2 separate regions of the Homo sapiens genome follow, and region 2 is linked to region 1. Evidence: chromatin contacts called from ENCODE Hi-C or POLR2A ChIA-PET data. All regions are on one chromosome and are shown on one strand. Each heading gives the region's core, a stretch centred on a gene start or an enhancer-like site at or near the end of the contact. The rest is flanking DNA. Distances are from core to core; before and after follow the strand shown.

Evidence for each region. A loop is a pair of places that touch in the nucleus more often than their neighbours do. ChIA-PET counts read pairs that join two places held with the same protein, here RNA polymerase II (POLR2A). Pooled maps may share reads with other maps.
Region 2: a loop to region 1 is called in a map of PC-3, with 6 times the contacts of the local background. The contact joins two enhancer-like sites. A Hi-C loop is called at or near these places in 3 of 168 maps with a recorded cell type or tissue (PC-3, endothelial cell of umbilical vein and heart left ventricle), 6 of 37 single-sample maps with no recorded cell type and 7 of 50 pooled maps. POLR2A ChIA-PET finds 5 or more read pairs at or near these places in 4 of 52 experiments (GM12878, H1, OCI-LY7 and 1 more).

What each region holds. Positions count from the first base shown.
Region 1 is chr14:67,932,738-67,935,451 of GRCh38, reverse strand. The region is part of intron 7 of RAD51B (RAD51 paralog B); the gene reads right to left. Among named protein-coding and RNA genes, the nearest start is that of RAD51B, 110 kb to the right of the region's middle. Within about 2 kb of position 1,296, at least 10 of the 41 ENCODE cell types and tissues checked have a DNase peak (open chromatin) inside an H3K27ac peak, as active enhancers do.
Region 2 is chr14:68,505,514-68,508,213 of GRCh38, reverse strand. It overlaps a transcript of RAD51B not described here. Among named protein-coding and RNA genes, the nearest start is that of RAD51B-AS1, 180 kb to the left of the region's middle. RefSeq lists enhancers at 1,125-1,688, 1,689-2,252, 2,225-2,284, 2,253-2,700. Within about 2 kb of position 1,318, at least 20 of the 41 ENCODE cell types and tissues checked have a DNase peak (open chromatin) inside an H3K27ac peak, as active enhancers do.

The DNA.
Region 1 (2,714 bases), core at 47-2,546:
TGAAAGCTGCAGTGAGCTATAATCGAGCCATTGAACTCCCATTTGGGCAAGAGAGCAAGACTGTCTCTGAAAAAAAAACTTTTTTAAGAGTTGTATTTGTAGAATTGGCACTACAAATCCATCTCTAGCATACAACTGGTATATCTTCTGGTTATCTTTGAAAGTGCACCATATCTTACACTCAAAGTAATTGCCTAATCATCCTCACATATGTAAAAAAAATCTTAAAGGATGGTCTTTCTGGCATATCCAAAAATTAACTCTCTCCAAAAGGATTCCTATACAAATTTATCTTATACCAAGTACACTATAATTAGTCAGATTTATTCATTCATTTAACCAAAATTTATTGAGCACTCACCACCTGCTAAACACTGAAACTACATAAATAAATTAAATTAGAAACAGACCCTACCATAAAAGAATTCATCACTGTGGAGAAACACAAATGCCTCGTAAACAGGCAATATGATAGTGTGCTATATAGCAGAGGAGAGTATGGTGCTGTCAGGAAAGCATTCAAAGTCAGAAGCCTAAATTCTACAAAGAGCCAGGAAGGCTGTAGACTATAACCAGGAGACACCTTGCTGAGGTTTCTCATCTGATCCTACCATTCGTTCAACGTATGGACATTCCCCCCCATCAATAAGAGTCAGGGATGGAACAACATGCTCCAGATTCCTCAATAATATACACTCCCTGCCCTCAAGGGGCTAATTTTCAAAGTATGTCAACTAGAGTACTCCAGAAACTCTTTTCTCTGATAGGGGAATGAAATAGAGAATACGAAACAAATAAAACTAAAAATAAAAGGTATTATTTCATGTATTATTTAACATACTCTACAGGAAGGGGGTCAAGATTTTAAGTTGAGATATTTTAAACTCCCTTTAGCTATCAACTCTCTGAGGGTAGAAACAGCATCTCGTATCCTCAGCCAGAATTCCTAATTCCCATTAAATACGTGTCAAATAAATAAAGAAATGAAACAATGGTAAGCAACAAATGCCATAAATACCACTTTCCTGAGCTAATTACTGATGGCATTTTACTACTTCCTTCACAGTACGCCTGTTTACTTTCTCCTTTTCTCTTCTCTTGCCCTCCCACTTCTTTCCTCTCTTTTTATCTTTATCTCTTCCTTTCTCTCCTATTTGAAATCTGCATCTTAAAGACTGCCACCAGCTGCTCTCACAGGCAATTGCTTTGCTAAGTAGGCCACAAGGATCCTAGTGAGCAATGGAGTATTCACAGTTTTCTAATTAAAAGATGCCACCTAGTGGTTACAGTTCCCTTCATCCTGATTGTACCAGGAAACATGAAAGTTAAGCAGTATTAACAAATTCCAGGTCTTCTGTGGTGCCAGCTTGGTCTAACGGCAGCATCAGATACAATGAACCCATTTCCTTTCACATCTACAACCAAGCTGTCAGAAGTAACTGATGTTGATAGTCTACGAAGCTTTGTAGTCAGGTGTATATTGACTTTATTTATTGCCCTAAAGTAGACAAATTTGTTACTTCAATTCTGGTAGAATTAAAGGTATAGGCATTGCCTGACTCAGCAGGAGCATAGAGGTAGCTTCTGCTCTTCCTGAACTCCTCAGCAGAGATGTATTCAAGGTGGCTAACTAGAGAGATTGGACACTCACCCTCTCCAGAAAGAACCAAAATTACTAATATATAACCAAAATAATCACACCTATAATAGAACATCTAGAAGAGAACACTAGTGTCCAACAGGATCTAGTCACAGGAAACACCTGAGGCAAAGAAGGAGAAGGAAGCAAGTGACCAACTCAGCCAAGATCAGCTATGAGCCCCAAGGGACTCATTATCATAGGGAAGGGTAAGTGAGAGAACCTTAACAATCCATGTCCCCACTGTGGACTGCAGCAATCCAAACCATGGGAGAGCTCCTCTACCCACACAAACCCTGATACTAGCAAGGGTGGTGATCTGGAGACCCACAAGGGCATTGCACCAGACAAGGAACTCATGCTGGGTCAGTCACACCCCCAAGGCCTAAGCTGCTACTGCAGAGCACTACTGTGAGAGCACAGCTGTCATAGGACTGCATCCTGACCTGGAAATCAGAGGCCCCATATCTCCACATTCTGGGATCTCCCACTAACAACCCCAGTGTTGACTCAAATGGCTACAGCAGCATAGCACTGGCTGGACCCAAAGGTGCTCCAGGGTCCCCAGTATTCTAGCCCATGGAAAACACTACTCCTCAGGGAATGGTGCAGTGTACCAAAAAGTTACAGTGTACCAAAGGTGCATTCTACCGGAAAGGCAGCACAAATTCTGTGCTCAAGCTCACAAGTGGAAAGATCTCCTCCCCTTCTCTGCATATTGCCATAGCAGTAGCTGTCACTAGGAACCCAGATGGGTAAGCATAATAGCTGTCTGGAGCTGGAAGCAGTGACCCTGCCTGCACCAATGGAGTGGTCTCTGTGCTCAGGTTTACACATATACAACAGGAGCCTCTCTCCTCCTCTGCACACCACTACAGCCGCTGCCACTGCTGCTATTGCCAGGGGCCAGGGTGGACAAGCCGGAGGAGCTGCCTGTCTGGGGCTGTAAGTAGTAACTGTGCCCCCACTGGTGGTGTGGCCTCCATGCTTAGACTCATACGTGAACATGGGGCCCCTCCCCTCCTTGGCATAGCAGTACAGTACTGTTGCTGCCAAGAGTGGACAAGTCTAAGAG
Region 2 (2,700 bases), core at 69-2,568, 570 kb before region 1:
AGGGACCAAGTATAAAGCAAACTTCCATCACCATCAACAACTGGAGCCCTGCACTGGACCAGAACAGAGCCTGGGAAATGACCCCATCAGCATCTTTGGGTCCCCTCATCATGGAGACTCCCCTCAGAAATAGTCTTCAGCAGGGTTAAACCCTTGGCCAGATGGAGAAATAGCACGACACCTCTGGCTTCTGCTTCCCAGGGAGCGTGTAGTGGATCCCCTGGCACCCTCTGCTTCCGACGGTACAAAGGTTGTGGGTGTAAACCTCAAAGCTCTGTTTTGTCTAGACTTGGTTTCCGGGTGGGTTCAGGCTCTCTGCTCCATGGAACCCAACAGCCAGGAGATTTGTGCCACTGCTTCCTTGAGTCTAGACTGGCGGAGGAGCAGGGGCTCATGACTATAACATGAACGTGAACCGTGGATCAAAGTGGGTGTTCAAGACAGCTGATTGGACAAGGTCCTGAGCTATGCTGAGGAGTGATGCTGGCACTTTGGTAATGCAGTGGAATGGAATATTCCATGGTTAATTAGCAGTCACTGAGTGTCTATTGTGAGCTGGTCACCATCTGGATGAACAAACTGGCAAGTAGACTCTGAGGAGGTCACGTGCCCAGGAGTTTGTTTAGAGAGTGCAGTTTCTTCTCATATTGAGGTGTGCAGAATGTTCGCTTACAGGTGTGTGATCATGGGGTTGGGTCAAACTCCTCAACTTTCCTATGGAATGCCAGTCCTAGGACCCTCTGCAATCTGAAGCCCTCACACAAAGAACAGAGTATTTATGTCAAACTCTACCCTTCTGTGCTACCAAACAAAGCTGAGCCAGAATAAAGCAAAGTGAAAAAGCTCATAAACACTTCCTGGGGCTGGGCTCACAAAGTAAAGCTCAAAGAAGAACAAGCCAGATGCGTTTCAAACCCATAAACACACACGAGGACACCCGAGCTGCCACTGGCCCGAGCAGATTGGGTGCTAAAACAGCACTGGAGCAATGAAGGAGGGGGTCATTCTAAAATTAGAGCTCTACTTTCTCTCCCCTCTGAACATATATGAGTGGAATTATGGATTAATATTGAAAATTGATTTCATGTGTACTTCAAGAGCACCTGTGCGGTGATGCCCACACTCCCTCCCCACCCCCTCCACATACACACTCTCCCTCAACTCACCCCGGAGACCTAGAGCTTTTGCTACCAAGCACATCTTGTGTCCTGTATAAACAAGGGCTGGTAACTAGTACAGGAAATGAACTTCACAAGCATTGAATGTGTACCCACCTGTGGTATGGGGAGTTGCCAGATTTTTTTCTAACTGAGAATGTTCACAGAATCTCGAAACTTTCTTTCAGCTTCCCCCTCTGCACACTTGAGTGTGGGCGCCTACCATGTGTGCACACATACCCAAGCACAAAATTTCCCTCAATTTCCCCCAAGACATATCAACAATGAGATGTGCCCATACATACACGGGCACACAGCCAGCCATTCCCAAACCTTCTCCTTTGTCCCCCCCACCCGCCTTTCAATGTATAAATGAGAGCGCCTAGGTGTGCTGGTGCTGCCCCTCCCTGCCTCGGACACATGCAGAACTTTGCGCCCACTCAGCACGATCCAGCACACAGGAGCTGGGGAGCCAAGGATGTTTATATTCCCACGTGTGCACCGGCGTGCACGCACACATGCACGCGCACGCACAGCCACATTCCAGCTGGCCCCAGTACAGCTGTGACAGGCCTGGGTCTGTTTGCCATTGTTTTCCTTCGCCTCTAACAGGCGTTCATGCAACAGAGAGGAGGTCGTGAGAGGTTTCCACCACGTTTTGTAGCATTTACCCCGAGCCTGAGTGTTGGGGAGGTGGCTTTTGAGAATGAGCTATGGGTGGCAGGGTGGAAAGCAGAGACAAAGGCATTCCTTCCCATTTCCTGCCTGAGCTTCACTCGCTAATGTGCACTGCTCTGGATTGTTCAGAGATTTCTTTATGTGTCATCCTGTCTGAAACCTGGCTGGGAGGACGGAGGCTCAGCTAAAGAATTTCTGGAAGTTCTGTCTCAAGGTCCTGCTTTGTCACCTCTTATTACTACAACTGTTCTAGGCCCAGGCTGCCTGGGGGCACACTGTGTCCTGAAAGCCTGAGTGGCAGGCCCCAGCCACATAAGCAAAGACACATTTGGGTAGAAACTGAAGGAGATAAAAATGGACCCCAAGTGGCCACTATCCCTCTAGGGATTTTGGCCCACAAGAAAAGCTGGTATATAAAGAATTCCCCACCTGACCCTCAGCAGCAGTGAATGTTCTAATGATTCCCTCAGCAGTACATATGCAAAGTGGATACTGTCTTTGCACTGACAATAAGATTGGCTAATCTGGCTGGGCGCGGTCGCTCACGCCTGTAATCCCAACACTTTGGGAGGCCGAGGCGGGCGGATTTCCTGAGGTTGGGAGTTCGAGACCAGTCTGGCCAACATGGTGAAACCCCATCTCTATTAAAAATACAAAAAAGTTGGCCAGGCATGGTGGTGCATGCCTGTAATCCCAGCTACTCGGGAGGCTGAGGCAGGGGAATTGCTTGAACCAGAGAGGTAGAGGTTGCAGTGAGCCGAGATCATGCCACTGCCCTCCAGCCTGGGCAACGGAGCGAGACTCCGTCTCAAAAAAAAAAAAAAAAAAAAAAGATTGGCTAATCTACAAGTTCATTTGTTATTTC